Linked DNA regions of Mus musculus: all the other regions are linked to region 3. Evidence: chromatin loops called from intact Hi-C (ENCODE). Cell type or tissue: left cerebral cortex. All regions are shown on one strand.

Region 1 (4,000 bases), 350 kb before region 3:
GATAAGACTCCAGCATAGCAGGAAGGCAGGACAGCAGGAGGCAAGCACATTGGAAGGAGCAGGAAGCTGAGAGATCACACCTCTACCACACACACAAAGCAGAGACAGAGCAGTGGAAGTGCTAAGAAGCTTGAAACTCTCATCCTCTCTAAGGTTCACCCCCAGGAATGGACTTCCTTCAGCAAGGCTACACCTCTTAAACGGCTTCAAACAGCACCACCAACAGGGAACCAAGTATTCAAATACTTGAGCCGATGGGGGACATTTTTTCATTTAAACCCCCACACTATAATTTACCATTTCTGTTAGTAGACAGCACCCCACCATTATCTCTGTCTTCTGCATTCTAAATTCTATCTCTGTTCCAGTTCGGAAGCCCCACCCCCACCCCCCATTGTAGCACTGGGAGGTGGTTAGACCGTAGAAGCAGACAGCAGAGAAATGGGATCAGTTCCCAGATAAAAGTGGCCCTGTGGAGTGCTGTCTTCCCTTCTACCATGTGAACAGAGTGAGGAGGTGGCATCTGGGAACCAGGAATGGGCCTCATTAGATATCAAACCTTTTGCTGCCTCCATCTTAGACTCTGATGGGATGTATATTTCTGTTATTTTTTAAGCTACTTGGCCTACAATATTTCATTATCACCTCACCAATGGACTAAGATTCCATCTAAAGCTAAAACGAAGTCAGAGATAGGAGCTTGAAACAATGCCACTGGACTGACAGGCTATCCCTTCTACGGTCTGGAGGATGGCTCCTAATGGGTCCCGTGACTTCAGTGTTCACCACACTGTCTATTCGGTTCCTGGTGGTGATTCAGATATTGCTCTTCCTACTGGCCAGCTTTTCGGTGTCAAGAATGCAGAGTTTGCAGAGAGGTTTTCCTTAGTCACTGAGCATACACTCAGAATAAGTTATACACAGTATAGCAGACCCTGGAGAGGCAATGCTGAGCAGGCTGGAGCCCATAGATTCCAGGAGTCAGAGATGCCAGTGGAACTGCCACATTAAACAGGGAGAGAACTAGGAGCAGAATAAGTATTTGTGTGTGTGTGTGTCTGTGTGTGTGTATTTAAGATCAGACAAAGGAAGAGTACTACTAGGGGGGAACAGTCCAGTGCAAAGAAATCCATATAGCAGGGCTGACTTTTGAACGATGAGCAGGTACCAATGGCTAAAGGGAAGCATTCTGACCGACAGTAAGGAGTGTGTGCAAAGCAATGACAAGGGTATGAGCATGAAGGACGTCCAGAGAATAGCAAGCGGCTTCCTGTGGCTTGAGTCTTGCAGTGCTAGAACAATCACTGAATATAACACCATACATATAGACCATGGCTGGCGATCTAGCCCAGTTTTATGAGTTTAGATGCCCTCTGCCTACTCCATGATATGTAGAATGATCACAGGGTCCCTCTAGCTTCCTCCAACAGTGATAGGGCACATTCTCTGACCTTCCCATGCACCTGTTCCTTGCTCTTAGATGCTACACTATTCAGGCTGCCCTCTATTCCTCTGCCTGTCTAAGATGGCCTCAATTCTGCAATACTCAGGCTGGCCTCTAAGTCCTGAGATTGCCTACTTACCCAGCACATGACACTCCGAACAGAAACAAATGATGTTTCCAGTCCATTCCACCCACCGACTGATCCTGCCTCAGATACCAGCTTGTGCTATAGCAACACCTGCGCTTTATACAACACTCTCTCATGGCACCTTCACGTCTGTCACCCCCTTATACTTCCTCTAGCCATTCTCTGGGATAAGCAAAAGGCCTCCTTTTGGGTTATTTAGCTGAGGCTCAGATCAGAGAAGGAGGTAAATCTTGGCCACAGAACATGCAGCCTGCGGATCTGAACTGGGGCTGGAAATCTACTGAGTCTGTCAGGTGTGCTCCTTCCACGATACCTCAGTGGTGGGGGCTAGGGGAGGATCTTCTTTGCTCACTAAATAAATTATTTTATCATAATATCAATTCTAGTTATTTGTATCCTCTAGGACACCTAAGAACTGCATTAATAAAGAATAAAGCAGGAGCTCATTCAGTCATTCAACAACTGTGTACCAAACACCGAGTAAGCCAGGTTCTGCCACGTGGTATTGGGAGATCAGAAACGAGTGAAGCCCAACTGGGATACATGTCCTGCCAGACACATGCAGAGGATGTTACAACACGGGGCAAGCAAGAGAGCTCTCTAAATGAAGCAGTGAGATGCTGGATGAAGGAAAGAGAAGGCAGTACCCAACTTTGTCCACCAGGGTGCAGGGACGCCTCCAAATAGGTCATCCTTCACACAGGCACAGAATGGTTTAAGAAGCAAGAAAAGAGGGTGGGAGATGGGAAATGGGGGCCACTTTCTCACAGATGCCAGCTGACACTCCCCACCCTACAATCAGGCTATGTCTCTTCTGCTACTCTGGTCTCTGCATTCTGAGGCTGCACTAGAGATTTATACATTCCGAGCTTCCTTACCTTTGCTGCAATCAGCAAGTAGCTCTGACATCTACCTCCAAACTGGGTGGGTTTGAGTGCCAGCCAGGCTCCCCAACACTGGGGACAATGTTACAAGGTCAGAGGGCTTTCTCTGAAGAGACACTTTGGTGCTGATGTACAGGCCAGCTCTCTTTCTTACTCTCTCTTTTAGGTGTCTTCCCAATCTTCTCATATATTTGCAATGCTCTTGCAGTTTAAGCTCCAACCACACCCCTCCACACCCAATGGCTGTGAGGTTCTCTTTCCTAATGAAAGTCCATTCTGCGAGATAGCTGGTCTCAGCTTCCTTTACCCCAGGCTTGCCCATTTCTGTCTTTTTTTGCATAGTTATAATGATGAAAGTAAGTGGGTGCAGAAGGCTACCTCCCCTGAGCAGACTCTGGGTGGGCTATGGGATGTTCTTCAGAGGATGTCTACAACAGAATAGCGCTGGTACTTCTCCACACAGGTACAGTCAATGCCTGCCAAGCAACTGTGGATAAGACACCAGAAAGCTGTCAAGTCTCCTCTTCTAAAAGAGAAGCCAAGCGAAGGGGAGGGACCTGGAGATCATGCACTGTTATTCGTTCATAAATTAGAAAAAAAATATTTATTTTACATGTATGAATGTTTTGCCGGGACATATATATGTGCACCATGCGTATGCCTGGTGCTGTCAGAAGCCAGAAGGGAACACTGAGACTGGAGTTACAGTATTACTGGGAATTGAACCTAAGTCCTCTGTAAGAGTGACATGTGGTCTCAAACACTGAGCCATCTCTCCAGCTCCTGTTCACAAGGCTCTGCATGGTGTCTGCTCCAGGCTGTGCGGAGTAACAAGATCCCCAAGTTTAGTAATCCTTAACCATCCTGATGCTGCATGCATCTGGGTTCCCAGGATCTTGGAAGACTGGCTATCTATGATCTAATATCGTCGTGAGCCTCTGTGTTTGGACTCATTTAGGGACTCCTGAAGGAACTGACACCCATGTGATGTTTTGGAGAGGCTCCTCTACCCGAAGGCGCCAGGCCCACCTCACATAGCAAACCAGTTGTGGAGCTGGAGGAAGGGGCGGCTGAGCCACACGAGTACTCCTAAGTGGGCGGAGAAGACTGTCTGGCTCATTGTCTTTTTCTGCTTGAACACATTCAAATGTTCACAGGCTCGTGGGCCATAAATAGCTCTCGGGGGAGTATGAGATTACATCACATCCTCTAAGGGCCTTGTTACCTGAAGTCATCTCTCCAGATAGGTCTCTGGCTGAATGTGCAGCTAATAGGCACATGGCCACCTCCCAGAATGGTCACCGTGGAGACATGATTCACGCATGCCTCCAAATGTATATGTAGTCATATTACCCTCCGGTGCTGTCCAATGTGACCGTATTAGGAAGTGGAGTGATTGATGATACAGTCAGTTAAGATGAGGTGCTGATGCCCCTCATCCAATGCGTCTGGCATCCTTATGAAAAGGAGAAATCTAGATATAGACGCAAGCCATGCAAAACGCACGTGAGCCAGAATGATGGT
Region 2 (4,000 bases), 76 kb after region 3:
GTCGCATGCCTTAACTGCAGGACTCGGTTTAAATTTGCAAACTTAGTACCACATTAGCTTTTTTCATATTGGGTTTCTGGTTGATCTTTTTGGAAGATAAAAGAAGAAAAACAACATGTCCTGCTAGTTGCTCTTGTTACATTCACAGCTAAAGGAGAAGGTGGTTTGTAATCATCCATTGCTCCCCTACACATGCATATATATGTATATCCATATATATGCATGTGTATATATTATATATCATATATTATACATTACCCAAATGTGATACAGATTTCTCATATATTACCCATATGATATATTTTATACACACACATACACACCACACACATATCACACACACAAACACACATACTACCAGCACACACAGAAGGAAGCCACCACAAAGAGATTATGTAAGAGTTAGGCAGGGTGAAGGTTTTGTAGCTGAGCAAGATGAATTCAGCTTCAAGGTTTTCAAAAAATTCCCATGATTTTCTTGTTCTCATAGAATTATACGTCCAAAGCTTGGCTCAATCGCTAATGGCTCTTGCATTGAAAAGTCCTAATTTTCCAGAGCTCAGAGCCCTTTAGAGAATCACAAAGGCAAGAGCAAGAGAGCCCAAAGGGCTGACATTGCCTGCAGCCCTGTGCTCATTCACGGACACCGTGTACTCTGCCAAAAAACAAAATTGGGACCCGCAGAGAAGCAACAAGGAGAGAGCACCATTTGGGAAATCGCTCAGGTTATTATTATTCAGGAGATAGAGTGTCACTGTCCCCACCTCTTCTCCAGCCCCTGCCTGTTGCTGCTCTTGACCTGGCTCACGGTAATCACTGACAGCTCTAACAAACTGGCTGGCACTCTTCTGGCTTTATGGTCAGGGGGGGATATGGGGGCCAGAGTTCACCTTAACAACCTCACACCTCCCCTCCGTGTTCCCACCAAGGGGTGACAGCCAAGCCCACCCCACATGACTCTTGCAAGAAATGATAGAGATGACATATGCAAACCCCTGGGTACCTTGCCTAGAATCAAGGGGTACTTCAAGAAATCCTGCTTCCCTGCAGGTGAGAACCGTGCACTGTCAGAGTCTTTGGGGACACTGGAGAGGCATACTGGACTTGGTATGTGTCTGCTGGGGACACTGGAGAGGCACACTGGACTTGGTATGTGTCCGCTGAGTCTTTACGGATTCACAGATGCCCTTTCTTCTCTCACACCCCTCCTCCCCTTGGTTGGTTTTGATTGAATTCTGTTTCTAGTCTACTTACTCAGTCAATTATTTGTCTTGAGTGCTTTGGCTTCTTTTCTCCTAATATCCTAGTGGCTACCACAGGCCAGATATATTATGCATACTTAATTGGTGTAAGAGTGAGTTGGGGGGGGGGTGTGCATAATTTTACAGAGTCTCTAGGCTTTTCTTAGAATTCAATACAAAATTCTGTACAGAGCTTAGCAGAGGTGATTGGCATCCTGAAGCCCAAGCTTCCGGGGTTTTAGACCAGACCCAGCTTTGTCTGAGGAAGCAAGCTGGACCAAGACTCATCGTTTATTAGTCATTTCTAATTAACATTAGCCTGCTGTTCGCTGTGTGTGAACTTCAGCTGAACTAGCTGCAGCCTGACGTTCGGTCTCCCACCCGCTTCAAGTCCTATGCTAGGTCACCTTAGATCTGCTTCTTAAGATACTGACCAGCAGAGGAAGCCATTGCTCCCACAAGGTGTGTCCAGCCATCGTGGAGTGGACCGTCAGAAGGCTCTGCCCTCAATATGGAAAACCTGCAACCTTAGTTTCATTAGTGATAATCTATCCATTAGCCTTCCAGAGCTGTGAAAACTAAATCTCACAGCCTGGCTGATTTACACATTGCTTAATTATTTCCCAGAATTCTTGAGGAGGCTTGCAAGTCTAACGTCTATGGCTGATTTCTCCCGGCTGTCCTCAGGCGGCCTTCCTTCTGTGTGTGCAACAAGGGCAAGATTACTTTGCTGTCCCTCTTCTGATAAGCCGCTAGCCTTGTGGATCAAGGCCCTGCCAAGTCGGTGATCCTATTTCCGTATTGTTTATGTTCAAATGGCCAGGTGATCAAATGGCTTCACGTGAGCATAGAACACAGGTCTACTGCAGGGGAAATGGCTTCCTTGGCCTGTGATTCAGCTTTGCTTCCTAGCCTTTCCTTCCTTTTCTCGGCCTTACATGGCTTCTCTGCTCGCTTCCTCTCTTCTCCCTCCTTCTCCCTCTGCTCTTCTCTCCACCCTCCCTCTTCTTCCCTCTCCTCTCCCCCTCCCACTCGTCCCTCCTCCACCTTCAATGGTATACTTAAACCCAGTGGCCCCTAGTCCTTTCGATGGCACTCAGTGTCTGTGTCCAGTTTCCACAAATTGAAACGGTCGACTAATGGGTAAAGCACAGACAAGCAAGGAAAGCAGACTCGATTGGGAAGGGATGTTTGTGTGAAGGTAGGCGTCATGTCCAAGATATGTGGTGTTATTACAGAACTGTGGGGAAGAAGGGACCCCCTCCCCCCCCCCACCCCGCGCCCACTGGATCAGAGCCCTGTGTAGAGTAAGAAATACCTCATGTAATGTTTTTTCAAATCATCATGTAAATTGGAAGTATTGCTCAAATTAATTCTAATGAGGTTCGGGGTGGGGGTGGGGGGTAAAAAAGCAAAACAAAACAAGTAACAACCAAAACTCTTTAATAAAGTGTTCTAAAAAGAAAAAGGAGAAAAAAAAAAAAAGAAAGGGAAAAAGAAAAGAAAGAATTATCGCCCACTTCTGCACTTCCTGCTTTTGGCAGGGACTGGGAGTGGAAGTCTGAAAACACTGTGAGACAGTCTGTTCTCATGGTATTTCTAGCTGAGAACAGGAAGGAGGGGAACTCTGTGAGAGAGCCTGTTTTGCAGTGATTAGCAGGCCAAAGAAGTTTCGCTGGGCACCGAAGCTTGACAACCCCCGTGAGATCGTCACCTTTATTGGGTCAGCCTACGAGATCTTTGCCGGAAGCAGAGCTATCACCAAGGAGACAAGCAGCGCGTGACACTACTCCTAGGTGGCCACCTCTCTCTAGCCAGAGTTAGGCACCAGAGACGGAGATGGGACCCACTGTGGCCCCTACCCTTCCCTTCCCGAGCCTATGAGGGAGTTAGAAAGATAACGTATCCATAAATGAAAAAATATTTGGAAATCGAAACCGTGCACACTCTGCTATGCCAACTGGGCAGACAATGCTAGGTAGGTGCCCCTCCTTGCGCTGCGCAGGGCTCCCTGTGGGCTTGCATTTGTGCCCCACCCAACCTCGGTACTCTACCCGCTCCTTGCTGGAATAGTCTGCACCTTCAGGCAAAGCTCGTTTCTAGACTAATTGTCTTGCCCATCTCCAGTCACAACAGACTTCCCTGTGTGTGATGTCAATGAGTCACGGAGGCTGAGTCACGTTAGCAATAAGCACGGGATGATTAATGCCTATTGATTGGCTGGGCGTGCTGGAACCAGAATGATTCCAAAGTCTAGACGGGCTCGTACTGTCCCCTAATTACCTGCGTAGGGTTCTGTGCTCTGGTGCCTAACGCTGCAGTAGGCATTCCAGGGAACGCCCTATGGTCAGTATAACTCCAATTAGATGGCATAAATTCCCTGAAGGCATGTACCAATGATGTCTTTACAGGCAAGACCAATCCAGGGCTTAGAGGGAGAGGTCAGGTGTTTCTACCACGCTTTCTCTGAATGCTCAAGGAGGAAGGAGGGGGAAGGGATGAGATTCCCCCCTTCTGAGATCATCCTTCACTTATCATTGAGAATACTGCCTGGGAAAAGATTTTATTTGATGTTTCCCTTTGATGAATTGTACTGATAAAGATGTTCTCCTAACAAAGGACTCGAATTCCAAGCTTGGCTGAAACAGCCATTGCTATGTGTAATTAATTATTTAAACCCAGAGAGTATGCTTACACAGTGAGAAAGATAACATTTGCTAAGGGTCATTTCCACTTAGGGCCCGCCACAATGAATTTAC
Region 3 (4,000 bases):
GGCGGCCGCCCACCCAGCCCCTATCTGCTGCCCTTGCTAGCCGCTCCTGCTCCCAGAGGGGGTCCCGAGCCGGGAGGCTGGAGCCGGGCACTAGTGTATGTACACACAGTCACACATACACTCGCGCGCGCGCCTGCACACACACACACACACACACACACACACACACCACGACGCGTCGGTTTCCTTCGCTCCTCTTCCAGCTGTTTTCCGTGCAGCCCATTGAGACTGGGGGAGGGGGGGTGTATGCTGGATGTTCTTTGGCCCCTCTCCGGAGAGAGCAGATTGGGGTGCGGGAGGGGGTGATTTTAATCTAAATCGGGGTGGAAGGGGGAGGGGGAGAGAAAGAATCAGAGGAGGAAAAAAAATAGCCACTTACTGTAAAGTGTAAATGGATCTGGGGTTGCGTGGGGAAGGGGTAACAGAGGGAGAGACACAGTGTCCTGCGGCTGCTGTAGCTCTAGCTGCGGCTCCACAGGGCTTGTTTTGGATCCCCCTGCAGTGAAACAGGTCCTGTACGGCTCCTCCACTGTAGTAGAAATGATGTCTGCGGTATACTCTGCTCTCTCCTCCTCCTCCTCCTCCTCCCCCCTCCCCTCCCTCCTCCCTCCGCCCGCCCTCCCTCCCTCGCGCTCTCTCTCGCGCTCGCTCGCTCGCTCCAGTATGTAAATGTGTAATAGAAGCCAAATATGGAGCAGTTGGCTGCCGCCGCCGCAGCTCAAGGATCCGACTTCATGGGGGGGGAGGGGGGGGGGAGGCACCCTCTGGCAGGCGGCCCGGCGAGCCGCACAGAGCACGGCGAGCGCACGGCGCGGCTGCCGGCCCGCGCCCTTAACCCTTCTATGCACCCGGGCTGGAGCGGCGCTCGCTCCAGGGGAGGCCGGGTTGTCTCTCCGCAACTGTGGCTCCGGATCCCCGACACCGACCGGAGGGGACTGTGCCTTCCAGGTTTGAGAAAGGGGCGGGGAAGTTGGGGCGATGAGGTCATTGGAGTGGTGACCGATCGGTGCTCGCGCGCCTCCCCGGCTCCCTGCAACCTAGTTGGAGGGGGACAGGGTGAGTGCAGGGTGCAACTCAGGCAACCTGGGAGACTCGCAGCGACGGGTGTCAGGATTTGGCTCCTACTTGGTAAAATACCCAAGGGGGCGGGGAAGTCGGCTGATTTCTAATTACGAAGTGCCCTTGGTGCCCCCCGGGTGAGCATCTAAAGAGGACTCATTGTATCCTTACTGTTAACCCTCCAACCCGCCAGCCCTGCGTCATCCGAGGCAAGGCCCGCGCCTGCTGCCTTGGCTTGCAACTCGGGAAAGTTCTCAGGCTTCCCCAGCTTGCACTGGCACCCTCACCTTTCCTGCCTGGACAAGCTGGCGACCTCCCGGTCCTCCTTTCAAATTCTGCTGGTCTCGAAATCTGCTGTGGGCATGGAACGCCTCAGCTCTAGCTAGCCCTGGTAACCGACCTCACTCACTCCTCAGGGCTAACTGTGGATCATTCATTTCATCGCAAGCGAGGTAACCTGTGCACTGAGCAGTCAGTCGATGGTGGTTCTCGGGGAAACCAAGCGAAGGAACGCTCCCCCACCCACCTTGTCCCGGTGGCTAAACGCAGACGTGGACTCCCCACCCGGCCCCCTCCGGCTACACCTCAGCCAAGCGTAAGCTCGAGGGAAGAACTCTTCTCTGGAGGCGTTCACCTTGCCAACAGGTGTGGCACCCGAAAGAAGAGCCATCACATCCCCACGAGGGTCGCTCAGTGCCGCGTTCTCTTTGCAGCAGAAAATTCTTGAAGACCAGTAGGTGTCAGGCCAGCATCTGACCTCTTTCAGGTGCTTAGAACTGAGAGTCTGGAAACTCGATCCCTTGGTCTCGCTGGAAGCCACTACTATTTATTGACTCTAAGCCGGATTTGAGAGACCTTTTGGCTCCGTTTACGTATGACCCAACAATTAGTCACTGTCTGAAGCAGCGTACAGAATCACCAAGAGAAACGTGTGCGCGTTTAAACTACTGTATTGTGGAGCCGGCACTTCAGAAGTTAAATTAAAAAAATAATAATAAAATAAAATAAAAGAGATGCAGTGGTGTGTGTGTGTGTGTGTGTGTGTGTGTGTGTGTGTGTGTGTGTGTTTGTGGTGTAGGACACATTATCTATTCTCAGGTTTTGAAATACCGTGCACACATCCACGGTTGCTTAAATAGAACTACAACTGTTCCCTCTCACCGCCCCCCCCCGCCCCCACTCCCTATAAACTGTGTTGTTCACTTGAGGATCCGCGATTATTAGACTTCATATGCTAAAGTGACATTGTTGGTCTCATTACAGCCTCTAGTGGACGGTTAACGTTGAGTTTCCTGTCGGGGCTCTGTCTAGTTTTGTTTTCCCTCCTGAGCTTTATCCAGGTGAAGGTTAACAGTTCAGAGCTTAACTGACTGGTGTCTTTTCGCTCCCTCTTGGTAAAGCTGTCTTTGAAATGGAGCAGACGCTCGCTGGCTGCCTGTGGGAAAGGCGTCTGCTTTGTGCTACAGGTATTGTTCCGGCTGGCCTGTGAAACCGACAAAGCTTCTGTTATTCGCTTCACTTGCAGACAGCTTTCATATAAAAAAAAAAACAAATTTAATCTAAAATATTTTTATAACAGAAAATATTGGTTGCCATGTTTTTGGCATAACTGAGATGTTTTTATTCCAGCTCATAATCTGTAAACTGTCCAATCCACCTCCACTCTATTTTTAGACATCTTATATTTAGAGAATTTTCAAGGGGAAAAAACCTCCTAATATTGTAATTATTACGTTGGTGCAAGCAGTTAATTTGCATTATTTTAACAACCTTAAACATATTAAAACACATAATTCATATTAGACGTAGTCGATTAATTTAAATGTTCCCTGAAGAAAGCTAAATATGTACATTATCCATACAGTAAAAATAATTAATAAGAAATGTGTTGTTTACTTTCCTAACCATTAAGATTAAAGCCATAAACACTCTCTCTCTCTCTCTCTCTCTCTCTCTCTCTCTCTCACACACATACACACACACACACACACACCTACAGCTATTGCTTCCTGCAAGTTCCAACACAAACATAATACTCATAGAGCAGTTTCCTTACTTGAGTACTGAGATGTTTCATTTCCTGAAGACAAAATGTCAAACGCACCATCTGAGAAGGAACAGGAGAGGCTCTCTAAAAGCAAAAGTTCTCATGGAAATAAAACCTCCATGGAAAAAGAACAAGGTTTTCAAGGTGGCAGCTATATAGCACTGGCCCCTACCCCCAAATCTGATATTATGTTTGTATAAGACTCGGTCGAGCTCTGTAGTGAAGCAAAATTGAGGAAGGAGGCCCTGCTGAACCTTGCTCCTGATGTGTGTTATGTATTATTTAATGTAAAAAGAAATGTTAGTACCTTCTATTTATTTTTTAAAGATATATATTAAAGATACATATATCTTAAATATATTAATACTTAAGATGTTTAATATATATTAAATATATTTAAAAATAAGGTACTAACCTGTGTGTGTGTGTGTGTGTGTGTGTGTGTGTGTGTGTGTGTGAGAGAGAGAGAGAGAGAGAGAGAGAGAGAGAGAGAGAGAGAGAGAGGAGGGTCCTCTTATCACTTTCTGATTATTCCTTTGAGACAAGGTCTCTACCTAAACTTAAAGGGTCATATTTTCTAGACTAGGCTGGAAATCAGCACACCTAGTCTTTGCCTCCTGTCTCTTCCCACTCCAAGTTGAGGTTACAGACCCATGGGATGCTCAGCTGTAAGCAGTGCTGAGGTCCACGCTCGGGACCTCCCTGTCTTACAACAAGTCTCAAGACGTGTCTCCCCCACCCCCCACCTTCTTTCTGTTTTGCTGATTTTTGTCTTGTCTACTCTTGAAAGGTCAAAATGGTCTAGCAACTATTTCTTAGGTCACAAGACTCTTCTGTCACACTTCTGCATTTGCAAGCATGATAGTTAATGCAGCCACAGCTGCTGCAGCACCA
Region 4 (4,000 bases), 290 kb after region 3:
TAGCCCCACCCCTTTGTTTGCCCAAGCAGCGCTCATACACCCCAGCTGCAAGGCTGAACTCAGACCACAAGTCCCCGTGAAACAGTTCTTAGATTTAAACACTAAAAGTTGTATTTATCATTCTTATCCTGGACAGTTGTTCTCTACTTGTGTGTTTAAAGATATGTTTAGTGTTCTAAAATCCTGAAAGCGTCCTTCCAAGTTTTAAATTTTTACCTCTCGAGTCTAAATCCACAACCCATCTGTTATGATTCACTATGAAATGTTCCCCCAGTGGGTTCATGAGTGAACGCTCAGCTGGAGGTGCGATTTGAGGAATTTCTGAAAACCTTACGATGTTAGGCCTGGCTACAGAAGTAGGTCGCCAGACTCCTGCCCTTTGAGGTATGTTTGCCCTGACCTCTTCCTGTCTGCTTCCCTGTACTTCCTGTCAACAGTTAAACGAAGACATTCCAGTGCTCTGCTGCCCAAACCCATCAAGTCAAATGACCACAGACAAAAATCCTTTAAGACAGTGAGCCCAAATGGACCCTTCGACTTTTTGGTTGTGTATGACCGGCATTCAATCGCAGCTGTGGAAATCCAATATGACATCAATATTACTTCTGACTCTCATGTGCCATTTCCTTTTCAAACTTTAAGCTGGATTATACATCCTTTGGATTAACTGAATAATGTTTTTTAGTTACTGAGGGGACTCTAGAGTGTACTGTGAAAGTTCTCCTGACCCAAGTGACTCCATCTGAAAAGATCTTCCCTCCGTTTCTATACACTGCCCCCCCCCCCCCCCCAGCCACAAGGTCTGGTTCTTAGCTGGTCCTCCTGGGTTCTTAGTGCACTTGCTGTAGTGTCCCTGAGGTAATCTCATCTATTTCTGGGGCTTTTCACTGGTGATTCCTAAGACTGAGTCTTGACCTTACATCATCTCCCTCAACCCCTTACCTCCCCCACTCGAATGTCTCCTGACATCCAAAATGATCATGTTTGAAACTGAGCCCTCGGTCTTCTTCTGTTCATCATCCCCTCTTCCCCAGTTCAGTAAATGTCACCTCCTTCCACCACATCCCACGTCAGATGCTAAAGGGTCACCTTTGACGCCTCGCTCCTGCCTCACCTGCTTTGCTCACTGTGTGTCTGGGATCTGTTTTGTCCTCTCTTCTCTGTGAAGCATTTGTCACATGTCTCCTGATGATGAGACTGTCTCCCTGTCTCTTCGTTATTCCCGCTGCTTTGACCCCAGTTCCCTTCCAAACATTTTTCCCAAAAACAGAAGCCAGACTGACCTTGCAAAGATATGAATGGATCACTCAACATTTAATTTTCCAAATTAAAAAAAAAAGATCTCAAACTCTTAACATTATCTGGAGAGTGCCCTGTCATTAAAGGACATCATGTCTCTCTGGTTAATCCAGGTTTCCTTGGGGACAACCTAGAGCATTGCTCCTTCATCTGTCCCTCAGATATCAGTTTCTGACCATCCCTTCCTGTGCTAGACCATCTCACAGGCACTTAGACTCTTCCTCACGTCATCTGTGGGATTTGAGACTAGAGATTTGATCATTAATCTGTTGTCTTCATCCTCACCAGACTCTGGTACCTTGGAGCAGGGACTACTCTGTATCCTTACTGCTTACATTGTATCCTTACTGCTTACATTGTATCCTTACGGCTATCTCTGCAGGACACAGTACCTGAAGCCTATATTAGGAACTTAAGAAGCCTCTATTAAATGTAGCAGACTCATGGAGGAGCTAAAGGATAGTCAGAGCTCTTAGAAATAGGACTCCAAACGTCTGACTCCAGGCATGTTTCTTTGAGAAAGATGCTGGGAAGATCACCCTGTGGCTGGTCTCGAGTATATTGATAAACTTGCCTCTTAGGCATCTCCACCTGCTGCCCAGGCATTTCCCACTTTCTTCCAAAGAGTCCTCTATAAAAGGGAAACAAGAAAAGGGAGCAAATGCACCCAGCTCAGAAGTCTGCCGGGCTGTATTGGCTGCTTCCACTGATTATCACTGTTACTTTGAGAGGAGACATAATTAGTGCATTAGGACTTAATTGTAGCATAGACAGATGCACCAGATCACCCACCACCTAAGTTTACTCAGAGCTTTGGACACAGTAAAAGCAAGAGTAGCACTCAGTATCGGTGCGGTGATATCGCCCCCCAGTGGCTCTTGGTGACTTAATCACAGCAGCAGCATCCCAAAAGCCACTGTTAGTCCAGAAGGACTCCAGCTTCCACAGAGGGCTGGGAGAGAGTCCTCACCTTCACTTGTCTCAGAGTAAAGCTAGAAAGGGAGTCTCCCCCGCCCCAACCAGCACCCTTTTCTTAAAGGAGACCTGAAAACATTGTTGTCCCTTCTCTGGCACTGTCTCAATAAACAATTGGCATAGCTATTTGGTTTTGGAAAAGAATCCAACAGGAGCTGGTAGGTCCATGCTTAGATGTTCAGACAGGAAAAATTATGTATGAGATCACAGAACTAACTACTGCCAACTACGAGACTTCTGAAATCACGGGCAACCATTGCCACATGTCCTTAGGAAGTGTTGTTGTTCAAGTGGCTTCAGGCTTCTATGACAAGTCTCATTAAGGAGCCCAGGCTGCCTTAGAACTCATTATGTGCCCCAGGCTAGCTCAAACTGGCATCTATTCTCCTGCCTCAGCCTCCAAGAGCTGAGACTGCAGACATGAGCTAGATACCACACACAACTAACCTGTCAGTTACTTGGAAGAGTAGGTTTTTTTTGAGGGGGGAGGGGAAGGTGCTGTGGCATTGTTTTTGTTTGTTTGGGGAAATTGGTTTTTTAATCTTTGGAAACTTATCCAAAGATATTACCATGCTTTTTTTCTTTACTTCAATTATGTTTTCATTTCTCCCTTCCTGGTCTTGTGCTATGACTTTATGCCATTCAATGTATTTTCCAGTTATACATACATATATATATATATATATTTGGGGTGTGTGAAGTTATCCATCAGTGCATGATAACCTTTGGGGGTTTTAATCTTTTCCTTCATAAGTTTTACTTGGAGTAATTTCATTGCTATGTCTTCTAGGTCTCTCATATTTTCCTCAGTAGTATCTAATAGGTTGTTAATCCCATTGAATTCAGTTTGTTTTTTTTAAATCTCATACATGAAAGTTTCAGATTCAAAAGTTCATTTGGCCTTGGCCGTGGTAGAACATGCCTTTGATCCCAGCACTTGAGAGACAGAGGCTGGTGGGTCTCTGTGAATTTGAAGCCAGTCTGGTCTACACAGTGAGTTCCAGGACAGTCAGGACTATACAGAGAAACCCTGTCTTTAAAACAAACAAACAAAAAAGAAAAAGAAAAAAGAAAGAAAAAATAGAAAAGCCCATTCGGATCTTTTTGATATTTCTCATGTTCCTATTCATTCTCTCTGATTCTATGAGTCTATGAGTGTACGTGATATAATAATAAAACATGTGTCCTGGTGACATTTAACTGTCCATTTGACACACAGCCTAGAGTCACCTGAGAAGGAGGTCTTGATTTTGAAAATAACCAGATCTGATTGGCTTGTAGACATGTCTGGGGTCAACAAGACTGATTACTTATAATTGATTATTAATTGATAATAATAGTAGGAGGGCCCGGCCTACTTGGGAAGTGACATTCCTGGAGAGATGAAGCATGTGTCTTAGGACAAGCCAGCCATCAGTGTTTGTCCACGACTTCCCCTTTAAGATCTTGCTTGAGTTCCTGCCTGGACTTCTCTCAGTGATAGACTATGACAAGGAGGAAGTGCCAGAAAAATCCTTTCTAAATTGCTGTGGTTGTTCATCACAGCAACAGAAAGGAAACTAGAACAAACGCTAGTGTCTTGGTTTAGAATTCAAACATGCATACTATTCCTGGAAAAGGTCCCACTGGTCTCCTAGAATTATGGTTCCATCTTTTCCTGCTTCATTGCCTGGCAAGACGTCAGATAGATGTCAGATTTAATCAGTTTTTACTTTTGGGGTCACAG
Region 5 (4,000 bases), 390 kb before region 3:
CACCACCCTTGTGTGAGCAATGTCTACCTGGCACAGGGTAGACTGCCAAGAAGACCAGTGTGAAGCACGGTAGCAGCAGGAGATAGGAGCACTGCCCACACGGTGAAGCTGCAGAGGGAAACAACATCAAAGGCTCTGATCTGGGGAGCTGCTTTTCTGGGGTTGGAACTTGAATGAATACATTTCCTCCTCAGATTGTTTTTCCTATGATCTGACTTTAGAACAGACCCTCAAACTGGGTGTGGTCACGAGTGTCTGTAATCTCAGCCCATGGGAGGCTGAGGCAGGAAAGTTGAGACTTTGTAGACCAGCTGCTTGGGCTACAAAGAAAGACCCTGTCTAAAGGGGCAGAAAAAGTAAGCAAGCAAACAGGCAAACAAACAAAGAAACACACAAACAAACAAAAAAAAAACAAATCAAAATGAAAACTCTAAGCCCTTACCAAGCAGAACCAAACGCATACTGTAAGCTCCCAGTCTTTAACAATTCAAGCAATGTCCATGTAGAACCAACAGCAAGATCCACAGTGCAGCATAATCCTGTGCTCAGCTCCTCATCCCTGTATCACACAACTCCAAATGGCTCTCATCCAGTTTAGTGTGTGTGTGTGTGTGTGTGTGTGTGTGTGTGTGCGACTAGCATGTCACAGTGTGCATGCAGATGTCGAAGGACAACTTTAGGGGTTGGTTCTCACCTTGCACCTAACTTGAGATGGGGGCAGAGGGTGACTCATCACTATTTTGTAAACCAGGCCAGCTGGCCTGCAGGCTTCTATAGGTTTTGGAGGTACAGACTCACGCCCTCACGATTGTGTGATAAGTAGTTTACTCTTCAGACCCCACTTTCCACTTCCCACCTGGGGCAAGGTGAGGATGGTTTAATCCCTCTCATTTGTTTTGTTTCAACATCACCAGAACAAAGCGACAAATGCCCCAAGAAGCTGCCCCCCCCCTCCTGAGTTTGAACAGGCAGATAGAACCTAAGAATGCAAATGTGTATAGGATAGTGGAGGTTTTTGGACACTCAAGTGTCTGAACATGAGAGTTATGTCAATAAGAAAAGCCCTCTCCCCCCAATACTGACAGGGCAGCCAGTAAACACGGGAAACAGAAGTCAAAAGACGTAAGTTATTCATACTGACAAAATTAAAAATAGCATGTACCTGAAGATGTAGAAAAACTGAAAGTGGGTAAGGAATTATGTTGTAAGTAACTTTATTCGGTAGGAATCTCTCCTATTAGGAGGACGAAGCATCATCGATACCCGGTGTTTTAAAATCCATTGTAAGGACGGACCAAAGCCAAACCCCCAAAGTATCAAAAGCATTGTTAATTTTTGCTGTCTTAAAAAAAAAAAAAAAAAAAAAACAAAACCATTAGTGCCAACCTTTTATCTCTAGACTCTGAGAATCACTCTTAAGAAAGAGGATGGCTAAGCTCTAACTTTAAAATGACTTAGTTATTTTATTTTATCTGTATGAGTGTTTTTCCTGCACGCAGGTGTACTACATGTGTGCCTGTTGCCCACAGAAGTCGTAAGAGGAAATCAGATTCCCTAGGAAGTGGAGTTGTTGGGACTTGACCCTGCGTCTTCTGCAAAGAGCAACTAGAACTCTTAACCAGTGAGCTATCTTTCCAGCCCAGAGTCCCCTCTCTCATACCAGCTGACAAGGGAACATAACCATTTAATCATTGCTGAGGTCTGCTCAGAGAACCAACCGTTCCATGCTCCCCCTGCTGGCAGCACAGGTGCACTGCCCCATAAAACGCCGCAGGATTTCATTAGGGATGTTCATGCAAGAGTGATATGTCAGAATAGGAAATGAGAGCATTTGCATATAGTAGTAGCCCCAGCCAGCGAGGGAATAGGTTAATTAGCTCAAGGCAGCTTGAGGGAAGAAAACGCAGGGGGCATGAAAGTCCTTTCAAAGCCAAGTAAAATGTCAAACACATTCAGGATGAGTCTTTAGCAACAGGCAAACAGAAAACTGCCTGAGCACGTGACTGCTGTATGCAAAACCAGCAAGCTCCTGTGAAGGCTGAGATGGCTCTCAGAGGCACAAGGATTTATTTATGCTACTTATCTGATAGAGGCTGGCTGGCTCTTCAGTCCTGAACGCTAACCGGGCTGAGCTTCTGCTAATGAACTAGCAGGAGATATCAACTGTATGTATTTATTTTTAGGACCGAAGATCAGACCCAGCACCTTGTCGATGCCTGACAAGTACTCTCCCACTTAGCACTATCTCTCTTCATCATATATCACCGCTGACAAATTCAAACTCATTCTGCTCACCTTAGCTGGAGATTCGCTTTGCTGAAACAAGGATGGAGCAATTAATAAAGATGCTGGAGTGTCCCAGGCTGAAGTGAGGCAAATCTCAGGCCATCATCCTAATTGCTTACATTTTAAAATTTTATAATTAGGACATTTATTATTATTATTACTATTATTATTATTGACATGTGCTATCAGCATGGAGCTGGTTCTCTCTGTCCATCACGGGGCTCTTGGAGAATCTGACTCAGGTTGTCTGGCTTGGTGGCAATGCCTTTACCCACTGAGCCATCTCTCTGAGCCTAGAGTAATAGTTTTTAACAGAAGAGGAATCTTGCTATGTTGTCTGGACTCAAGAGATCTTGGCCCTGGCTCCCCTGTTGCTACCTCTCTAGGTATTATCCTAAATGTGGGAGTGTTTGCCATGAAAGATGGCCAATTGGAGGGAGTGAGGTCTTTCTCCGTTCTACTAGCTCTCTGAAATGCCTGCATCTTCCACAAAGTGGTAGTGGATCCTGCTGGATTTTCACTCATCCACTAGGGGGCGCCATGCCCCATTACTGAGCAGTGGTGCGCTCCGGAGTTTTCATTACACATTATTATATATATATATTTCATTATTTTATTCTATTTTTGCACTCTGCCTTTCCTTCCCTCCTAAATGGTCTTCTTCTTTTCACAAAATACTAATAGTTTATTCTTTCAAGACTCTCTTTCTCTCATTATCTCAAAATCTATACCAGAAACATGATTTAAATTTGTAGGTCTGTCCAACTGGTTTGACATTGTGACATATCATCGCTACCTAGAAAGTTCACACTAAAGAACTGCTCAATGAGATTTTTCCCCCACAACGTTTGCTCCTCAAAATAAATCTGATGATGTTTTAGGTAAGTTTATAATTTTGTATCGGCCACCTTGACGGGGGTCATGTGTGGTCTGCAGGCTGGGCATGCCTTTAGCTATTGTGCCATTCTGTACAGGATGCATGATGCTTTTGCTCAAGTTTGGTTCCATTCCCCCCACCCCTGTCTTGGCCGAGAAGAGGCAAGACCTTTCTGTGCTACATTTCTGTCTTCTGTGAGGATGGATGGCTACTGGTTTTAAGGTCTGTAAATAGCAACTGGCTGCTTAGAATAGAAGACGCTTCTAGAATTTGACATATGGCCTTAAAAAACACACACACATTTCAAGGGTGAGGGTTAAGGGGAGATGCCGTTTCTACACACACAATCCTGACATTCTCAGTGAGTGAGTTGGACGCACCCCCCACCCCCCCCAGCTTCCACAAATAAGAGGAAGAAATGTAGATGGCTCATCAGGGTTAGAGCAGGTTCAGCGCCATAAACCTGCAAATTTCAAACACAGAACGTCCCACAAATTGCCCAAGTCTGTGAGTAGCCACAGGACACAAGTAAGAAATTCCACACCTGCCCTCCCATGGTGGACTGGAGTCACATGATAGGCTCCCTAAAAATATTACATAAAATGAAGATGATTGTCTCCTTCGTTAAGGCGCAAATACACGTTTGGGTGCCGTTCTCAGGTGCACAAATATTTAAAACTGAGGAAGTAGTGCATGAGGAACACGTCTTGTCCTAAACGCTTTGGATAAGGGATGCTAAACCACGCCAGGAGATAGGACCCTTGGCGTACTGACAGAGGTCACGCGGACACGGTGAGACTTCTTAGGTCCTCGCCTTGAGCCTTCCCATTTGATTTT
Region 6 (4,000 bases), 120 kb after region 3:
GCACAAAGGGTAGAAAATGAGAGAAAAAGACAGGAGATAGAGAGCAGGGGGAAGGGAAAATGAACAAGGGAGAGGAGGAAAGCCTGTTTGTCCCAGGGAAGAAGGGGACACAAAGGACTACCTCTGGATAGAGAGGGACAGACATGGCCCATAGGCAAATGGCAGTTTTTAAAAGTAAAAGAAGAAACCCCATGTTAGGATGAATTTTAATTGGGCATGTTAATTAGGTGAGCCAAAGGGGGCTTTTGATTGCTGGACTTCAATGTTTGATAGCTGGACCTTGGTAGTCAGCCTCAGGAGGAGGAAGTAGCTAAATAATCGAGTAGACTTTGGTGGCTAGCTTTAGGGGTGTAACCTAACTGTTTTTAGCAAGGCAGAGGGAAATGGGGAGCAGGACAAGGCCTGCTAGAGACGTGTTTAGCATGCCAGAGCTGGCTAGGGTCCTTCACTCTCATCTTGTGTTATGAGACCAAGTCTCTCAGTGGCCTGGGATATCTGATCAGCTTGGCTGGGTGTTCAGCAAGCCCCTGTCTCCTCCTGTTTCTGCCACCCCAGTGCAAATACTAGAAATGTGTGCTGTCACATTTATTTTATTTATGTGGGGTCTGGGGCCTGAACTCAGGTCCTTATCCTGGGATATCTCCTCCACTCTATTTTTCCTTTTTAAGAAGATGCCTTTTCAAGTAAGGACTTCTTTGATTACCAAAATAAAACAAGCCTTAATCACATCCTCGTTCTTCACCTCGACGTTACACACGCAGTGTTCATTTAAACTGCGCGGATATCACAGATGAGTATCTGTGGGAAAGACATTAAGTTCTGTGTCTAGACATTGCGTCTCGAGAATTAAGTCAGTTTTGGTTTAAATCTTTGGAGGAAATGGCAGTTGAGAGCGGCATTTTAATATTACGAGCCTCTTTAAATACAAGTCTCTGTTGAATAATTTCTCATCAGCATTAACATGCTGGCTTCCTGCTCCCTGTCTTCCTTGTATTGCATCCGTGAAGACCCTATTATCTGATCCTACAGAGATCTTGTTTATAGTACACAAAACTCCCCTGGAGGGCTTTCCGCTTAAAGGGGAGGGGGGAAGCTCAGAGCAACAGTGCTCTGGAGAGAACCTCTACAAGAGGTGAAGCCTACCACTGAGTGTGTGTGTGTGTGTGTGTGTGTGTGCTTGTGTGCATGTGCGTGTGGTATGTGTGTATGTATGTGTGTGTGTGTGTGTGTAAGTGTGCTTGTGTGTGCTCATGTGTGTGTATGTATGTGTGCGTGCATGCATGCATGCATGTATGTGTGTGCATGCTTGTGTGTATGAGTGTAGGTGTGTGTATCTGTGTGTGTGTATAAGTGTGCTTGTGTATAAGAGTGCTTGTATGTGCTCCTGTGTGTGCATATGTGTGCATATATTGCACATATGAGTATATGTGCATACTTGCATGCATGAGTGCGTGTGGTATGTGTGTATGTATGTGTGTGTGTAAGTATGCTTGTGTGTGCTCATGTGTGTGTATGTATGTGTGCATGCATGCATGCATGTGTGTGTGTGTATGTTTAGGTGTGCTTGTGTGTGATCCTGTGTGTATGTGTGCATGTATAGCACATATGTATATGTGTGTATGTTTACATCATGAGTGCATGTGTGCATGTGTGGATGTGTAGATATGTGTGTGTGTGACATGTGGTAGTCATCTGCTTGCCAGCTTCAGTTCAAAACCAGCAGCAAGGCAAAGCCAAGAACAGGGAACAGTCTTCTGAGCACATCAGAGAAACAGCAGCCTTTGCCTGACTATCTATTTTCTGCACTTTTTTTTTTAAACACTGAAGGCTTAGGCGGAGAACTGACAACATTTTCCATGTGAGGCTTATTCAACATTTCTGTGTTGCCACAATTAGGCATCTCAGAAGCATGTGTTGCTGTTCCATTCAAACCCTAGCGTCCGCTCTGACAGGTCACAGACTAAAAACCAGGATAATGACATTCTATCTTGATCACAGGATCCAGACGCACCAATCTGGTGTGGATCAAAAAAAGAAAACAACAACTCAAGGGCTGATTTAATTTCCTTTTCTTCAAATATTGAGTTCATATCGAAACAGCACAGCCAGTGTGAATTTTGTTAAGAATGGAGCTTCTTAGCAGTCTGTGAAACCTACAAAGGGTTCAAGAAATTTTAAGTCCTAATACATGAGGGCTCGTGTTCATTTATTTTACTAAGCGTTCACATGCCTGCATGGATATTTTCATTCAAAGGGGTAGATGAGAAAATCTTTTTGGATGATTTGGAATTTTAAATGGCTTCTGTGTATCCAGAAAGTTGTGGAGAACATTATGCAAATTAAAAATTAAAGTGTATCTCTGGGGGCCTGTGTGTGCAGTTGCCCATTCAAGCCAGCAGAGGGCACCAGATCCCCTGGATATGGAGTTACAGGCGGTTGTGAGTGGCCTACTATGGGTGCTGGGAACTGGATGTGGGTTGCCTTCAGGAGAACTACACATTCGTAACCACTGAGCCACCTCTCCAGTCTCAGGTATATTTTGACTGGCATACAGGCTCCATTTGCCTAAGCATCTTTTTAATCCTATTAGTTCATTGTAGTGATCGATTATCCAGTCTAACAGTTGCCTTGGAGATACAGGGACCCCACTGAACTGTTCCTCTTTGGATTAGAAAACTAGTATTCTCCTCTCAGGCATGGAGGTGCCGTTTCTCACTCCCTCTGACACTTGCCTCACATTTGACAACTCTTCTGCAGGCATAGGAGCTGGGAAGATGTGTCAGTCAAGTGATCACTATCAATTTTTAGCCAGCTGCTCTCCTTTGAAGTCTTGTCTCTTCTCTCTGTAAGGTACATTATATCAGTAAATTGCCGTGTGCTGTTATGCTTGTTAAAAGCATATTTGAGGAGTAAAGAGGCCCTCCGTTGTCTTTGCCAAAAGTCCCTGTCTCAGGGACAGGCTGGTCTCCTAACTGTAATAAGAAGAAAGGAAAACAGTATACCACTAAAAGTATTACAATTATGTGGACTTGAGAACAAGGAGAAGGTGAACGATTTCCAATTTAGATGATGGCTGCTTATTCCATATTGAGAATAATGAAAGTGGAAGCCTACAAGTTCAGCCGTAGGACTCTCCTCTGTGTGCTCGCGTGCATGCATTGCAGGGGAGGGAGGTGGGAGGGGACTCAATCGGGAACCTCAGCAGAGGGGCTCAACCAGTCCGCCAGTCCAGTTGGTTTCTGCTGGATAATGCAAGCACCTGGTTTGATGATGTCATCTATTTGCTGCCATTTGTTCTTCTCCAGCACGCCTTACAGAGGGAGGAGGGGGTGGGAATGATGACGCTCTGCTGACCGCCTCAGCTGGCAGGGGGAAGGGGTTCCCCACGGAACTTCTGCTGTATCCCTGCCGGATTTTATGGTAACCTTTGCCTGCTCTCTCAGTTGGGCTGCTCCAGCGGTCTCCAATGCATGCTGCGAGCACCTGGTTTGAGATGCCGTGTCTCGGCTTCTAGCTGCTACACTCTACCCATTCTGTAACTTTTGCTGGCTGTATACTCAATGAACTCACTCATCCAAAACAGAAAGCATGCTGTTCTAGATTATTCTCCAGGCGGTATGGAACATAATTAGCACAGTCTGCCCAGTCTCTGTTAGGTTCCATTTCTATATAAAGCAATCTAATAAATAACGTTTAACAATTCATCATCATTATATCAATGTTTTCCTCCAGAGAGCCCTGAGCAATAACAGACATCCGCTTCTTATTCTCTAACATCATGAATATGGTACCTTACAGGACAAAAGGGCCTTTGCCGATGTGGTTAGTTAAGGACTCTGAAATCTCAGACTATCTTTGTGTAGACCATCTATGTGCAGTGTAATCCCAAGAGTCCTTATACAAGGGATACAAGGGGGTTAGAAAAAGAGAAGGAGGTATACTGAAAGTGGAGGTTAGAATCACTAAAGAAATTGAGAAGCCTCTAAAAGTTGGAAGAGAC
Region 7 (4,000 bases), 220 kb before region 3:
ACACAAGTCAGGTGTGGTGGGGTACGTCTATAATCCTAGCATGTGGGAGGGGAAGGCAGGAAGATGAGAAGTTCAAGGGAATCTCTGGCTACCTAGTGTTTGAGGCTCTGAGAATACATGAGACCCTGTCTCAGAAAAAGAAAAAAAAAACAAAAAAAAAAAAAAAAAAAACCAAAACCACAAATGACTGTCATGCTGATTACTAAAAAAACAAACAAAAAACAAAAAACAAAACAAAAAACAGATTCCCCCATTTAAAAACTTGCCCCACAGCACGGATCTCCATTATAAAGCAGGAAAAATGTCAGCAATGATTAATATATGTTTTATAGTGATTCCCATATGATAGACTCTAGTCTCTTAACAAATGAGAATTAGCTTAGCATTTCCAACATTCTAGGGAAACGGTCTGTATTTTTACTGTCCATTGAACAGCTAGGAACACCAAGACATAGAGGCTTGAGTAAGACTCACTTGAAGGAGAGGCATGGTGGAGGGACCATAGCTGTTTTTAAACCCAAGAGATTAGACACACAATTATTAAATTGTCTAGTTAACAACTGCTGCAGCCTCATTGATGCTGGTATTCGCAGCTTTACAAACTATATATTTCTGTCTATGCTTTATATATCAGCTTGAAATAACCACTCTGCATGTGTAATCTCTCTCCCAGTGGAGGCTGTAGAGACCCACGCGCGCTTGTGTGTGAGATGAAGGGATGATTCGACAAGTCATCTTTTAAGTCATCTCACAAGACAGAGCAAGAGCCCCTGATAAGCCTCACTTCCAGATAAAGGAGGTGAGGTTTGAGGAAATCACATGACTCATCTAAGGTCGTGCTGCTTTGCACACAACCTCTCCCACTGCATACATACCTTTAGTTTTCAAAAAAAATACAAAACCCATGGCGTTTTTCTTTTGCAGAAACATTATATAACTGTGACATACAGCAGAGCTAAATAAGCAAACTGATCTCACAGAGAGACTGAAGGAGCCTGAAGCCTGAAGGCTTGTGGGAGACAGAAAGGATTTGTATAAAGTCTTTGGGGACACCTCTAGGACCCCTTTATCCACAGCAAAGAGAAGTAGCAGGATGGCCTTGACCCTAACTCCACTGAAACTAGAAGAGAGGGGTAACCTGTTACCTTCCTTTATGTCCCATTGATATCTCTAGCCCTAGGGAGAAAGGCAAGAGCCCTCTGGCCTGGCTCAACCATTCAAGCTTTTCTATTTCTTTCTCGGGATCTAGTCTGTGCCTGTCCATTTCCAGCCCTGAGGGATTTTCCTGCTGACCTCCAGAAACCCACAACTTTTGGTGGTCTGAATATTCATCAGTAGTTGGGGTGGAAGTCAAGGTGTGACCACGGGTTTTGGGTTTTGTGTGCTTGTTTACCAGGACTGAAAAGCCTTGAACCCAATCTGAGCACCTTTCAAGGAATGATAGAAAGTAGAGCAGGAAGACGGGGCCATTCTGCAAGATGTACAAGTACTGGAGGTTCATACTGACTCCCCGCAAGCACAAAGCCATGGAGGTTACAGAACATCAGAGAGGTGGGGACTAGTCCTCCGCCCCAAGAGTCTTCAGCCAGACTCCTCACTTAGACAAGGAAATTGTGTCCCACCCAGGAAAAGTGCCTTGGCCAAAGTTGCACATTGGCATGGCTGACTCTAAAGGTTTCTGACATCTTACCAGTGAGCAGCCAAAACTCTAAGAAGAAGAATGAGAGTGTGAACTGCAGGGGAAGCTAAAGGCGGCTCTGGTGATGCCAAGCGATGCGAGAGAGTCAAATACTCTGATTGAAACTGAAGTCATATGTGCTTCTATGTAAAACCAGCTCTTATGGGTCTCCCGGGGTGGGGGGAATCCATCACCTGGAATTACTTGAAGGCTTGTCAAGTGCTTTACGGCTCTACAAGGAGAGGTGTGATACTGAGAGACAGGGAAAGGGGGCTAACCTTTCCCCACAGATTGAGTTCTGAGTTCCTTTCGGATGTCTTGTGGGTGAGGGAGTTGAGGGGGGGCGGCTGCTTCCGGAAGGGAGGCCCTGTGCACACTCATTAGCATACACTCTCCACAGTTGATTCAGATGAGATTTCATCACAGAAACCTACTTATGCATTCCTTAATATAAATCTAAATTGCTCTCTTCAAATAGCAGAGAGCGCTAAGCTTCAGCAAGGGAAGGAGAAGCGGTGGCATTAGGAGTCAGGCTGCAGTTTCATCCTGCCTTCCACCCTGTCGTCATCCTGTCTTGACAGCCTTAACTTACACACTTCACTGAGCTCACCCCGGGACTCAGGGGAAAAAGGCTTTCTCCAAGGCAGACACCAAGTTGTACTCAATGCTCTGGAGCAGTAGGGGGCAGTCATTGGTAAGTGCTAGGAGGGCCCTGGTGTATTGCCAGAAGAGAGAGACACTTCAGGACCACTCAGTTGGCAAATGACCCCATGCTCTGCAAACATGAGGACCTGAGTTCACCCAAGAACACATGTTTCTAGGTGTGGTGGCATGTGCTTGTAACACCAGCATTGGGGAGGCCAGGCAGGAGATTCCCTGGGGCTCACTGGGCCACCAGCTTAGCCACTCAAGAGTTTCAGGCCAAGGAAAGTCCATAGTCTCAAAAAATAAGATGGGTGGTACTCTGAGAAACAACACGAGATGGTGTCTTGAAATTGTTCTCTGACCACATCCATGCATACACACACACACAAGTGTGTGTGCATATATATATATATATATATATATATATATATATATATATACACACATATATGTGTATGTATATATATATGAACTTGTACATACATAGCACATGAATACATACATACATGCATTCACATACATACAAACATATATACACACATGAACACAATACACACATGTACACACATACAGAGTTACACAAATATACACATGCAAACACATATATACACATATTTACACACATAGACATACACATATATACACATGTACATACACAAATATGCATATATATACATACACTAATGTATATACATACATATGCACGTACACACACAGACACACATTCACACACATGTATACTTCCTGCAAAGAAATATGCCAACAATGCCAAGCCACACACCTTGCTGCTTCTGAAGTGTAAACCTAGCGTGGTTCACCAGGAGCTGCACACACTCTTCACAGCAATGGAGCATTTACTTAACACAGAGGGTTTGGAACTGAAAAGATGGCGAGTTAGAAATATGGGGCAAGCGGTGTGCACAGAGTGGAGCTATGGCTTCGGTTCTGCTCATCTCTTTCCTGTCCCGAGGCCACCACATCATTCCAGGCCAGGGGTTGGGCGGGGGAGAGGTAAGCAGGGAGGCCACTGTGGCTTGGTGCCTATTTCCTGAGGAACAGTCGTTTATGGTGCCCTTTGCCACATCTGGAAAGACAGCAACACTGGAACCTGACTAAGCTCGGACGCAGAAGCACTGTTTCTGTTCTCTTCGTTTGGGATGGGACAAGGCAACCCACCATACACCTGCTCACAGGAAAGCACAAAAGTCTGACATCACACCCTAAACCAAGGTCCTGTGAGCGTCACAGGACAGTACGCCAGGAGGGAAAAAATGATTGCTTACCTATGTGCTAATCTTCTAAATGGCCCTTGAATCACAGCCCTGTGATTGAAGGCCTAGGCATTGATGGTTAGTGTACTGGGCATCATGATTTCAGCTACTAGTTTTTAAGATTCTTACATTTGGAGTATTTGCTTGCCTGCAGTGTCCGAGGAGGTCATAAGGGGGCATTATATCTCCTGGAACTGGATTCACAGAAGGTTATGGGCTACCACATGGGTCATGGAAACTGAACCCAGGTCCTCTGTAAGAACAAGTACTCTTATCTGCGGAGCAATTTCTCCAGTCCCTATTTTATCTTAAACCTTGTCTTTTACATTATTTGCTTGCTTGCTTGTTTGTTTGTTTGTTTGTTTGTTTTGGTGGGGGCAGGCATGCTTCAACAGGCATGTGGAGG

Evidence for each region. Hi-C counts contacts between places; a loop is a spot of excess contacts. Peaks named below come from ENCODE experiments on the same cell type or tissue, not always from the same donor. Only the 100,000 strongest peaks of a DNase experiment are listed, where the experiment ranks them.
Region 1: a loop joins it to region 3, with 2.0 times the contacts of the local background. A loop is called at or near these places in 5 of 42 quality-filtered maps.
Region 2: a loop joins it to region 3, with 4 times the contacts of the local background. A loop is called at or near these places in 3 of 42 quality-filtered maps.
Region 4: it touches region 3 in a loop (4-fold over the local background); 15 of 42 quality-filtered maps call a loop at or near these places.
Region 5: it touches region 3 in a loop (2.0-fold over the local background); 9 of 42 quality-filtered maps call a loop at or near these places.
Region 6: a loop joins it to region 3, with 3 times the contacts of the local background. A loop is called at or near these places in 4 of 42 quality-filtered maps.
Region 7: it touches region 3 in a loop (2.3-fold over the local background); 4 of 42 quality-filtered maps call a loop at or near these places.

Annotation. Positions count from the first base shown.
Region 1 is chr13:45,611,305-45,615,304 of GRCm38, forward strand. The region is part of intron 6 of Atxn1 (ataxin 1); the gene reads right to left. Among named protein-coding and RNA genes, the nearest start is that of Gm34582, 88 kb to the left of the region's middle. In left cerebral cortex, a CTCF peak has its summit at 2,242; DNase peaks (open chromatin) are centred at 128, 452, 1,726, 2,248 and 1 more place; H3K27ac peaks cover 766 bases.
Region 2 is chr13:46,040,305-46,044,304 of GRCm38, forward strand. No RefSeq gene overlaps it. Among named protein-coding and RNA genes, the nearest start is that of Gm45949, 19 kb to the right of the region's middle. In left cerebral cortex, no CTCF peak of the experiment used is centred here; DNase peaks (open chromatin) are centred at 424, 583, 2,218, 2,842 and 1 more place; H3K4me3 peaks cover 418 bases; H3K27ac peaks cover 1,258 bases.
Region 3 is chr13:45,964,436-45,968,435 of GRCm38, forward strand. Atxn1 (ataxin 1) reads right to left here and starts at 556. Exons shown (of 8, transcript NM_009124.6): 1 at 380-556. It overlaps 5033430I15Rik (RIKEN cDNA 5033430I15 gene), which reads left to right and starts at 789. Exons shown (of 2, transcript NR_167678.1): 1 at 789-948; 2 at 1,476-2,073. In left cerebral cortex, CTCF peaks have their summits at 1,782 (motif pointing right) and 2,346; DNase peaks (open chromatin) are centred at 174, 647, 968, 1,599 and 2 more places; H3K4me3 peaks cover 2,014 bases; H3K27ac peaks cover 1,487 bases.
Region 4 is chr13:46,255,859-46,259,858 of GRCm38, forward strand. No RefSeq gene overlaps it. Among named protein-coding and RNA genes, the nearest start is that of Stmnd1, 16 kb to the right of the region's middle. In left cerebral cortex, a CTCF peak has its summit at 2,167 (motif pointing left); DNase peaks (open chromatin) are centred at 220 and 2,168.
Region 5 is chr13:45,570,158-45,574,157 of GRCm38, forward strand. All of the region lies in intron 6 of Atxn1 (ataxin 1), which reads right to left. Among named protein-coding and RNA genes, the nearest start is that of Gm34582, 47 kb to the left of the region's middle. In left cerebral cortex, CTCF peaks have their summits at 1,740 (motif pointing left) and 2,807 (motif pointing right); DNase peaks (open chromatin) are centred at 3, 1,746 and 2,791.
Region 6 is chr13:46,086,037-46,090,036 of GRCm38, forward strand. No RefSeq gene overlaps it. Among named protein-coding and RNA genes, the nearest start is that of Gm45949, 27 kb to the left of the region's middle. In left cerebral cortex, a CTCF peak has its summit at 2,385 (motif pointing right); DNase peaks (open chromatin) are centred at 1,870 and 2,333; H3K27ac peaks cover 681 bases.
Region 7 is chr13:45,744,262-45,748,261 of GRCm38, forward strand. All of the region lies in intron 4 of Atxn1 (ataxin 1), which reads right to left. Among named protein-coding and RNA genes, the nearest start is that of Atxn1, 220 kb to the right of the region's middle. In left cerebral cortex, CTCF peaks have their summits at 2,372 (motif pointing right) and 3,745; DNase peaks (open chromatin) are centred at 707, 942, 2,088 and 2,275; H3K27ac peaks cover 2,488 bases.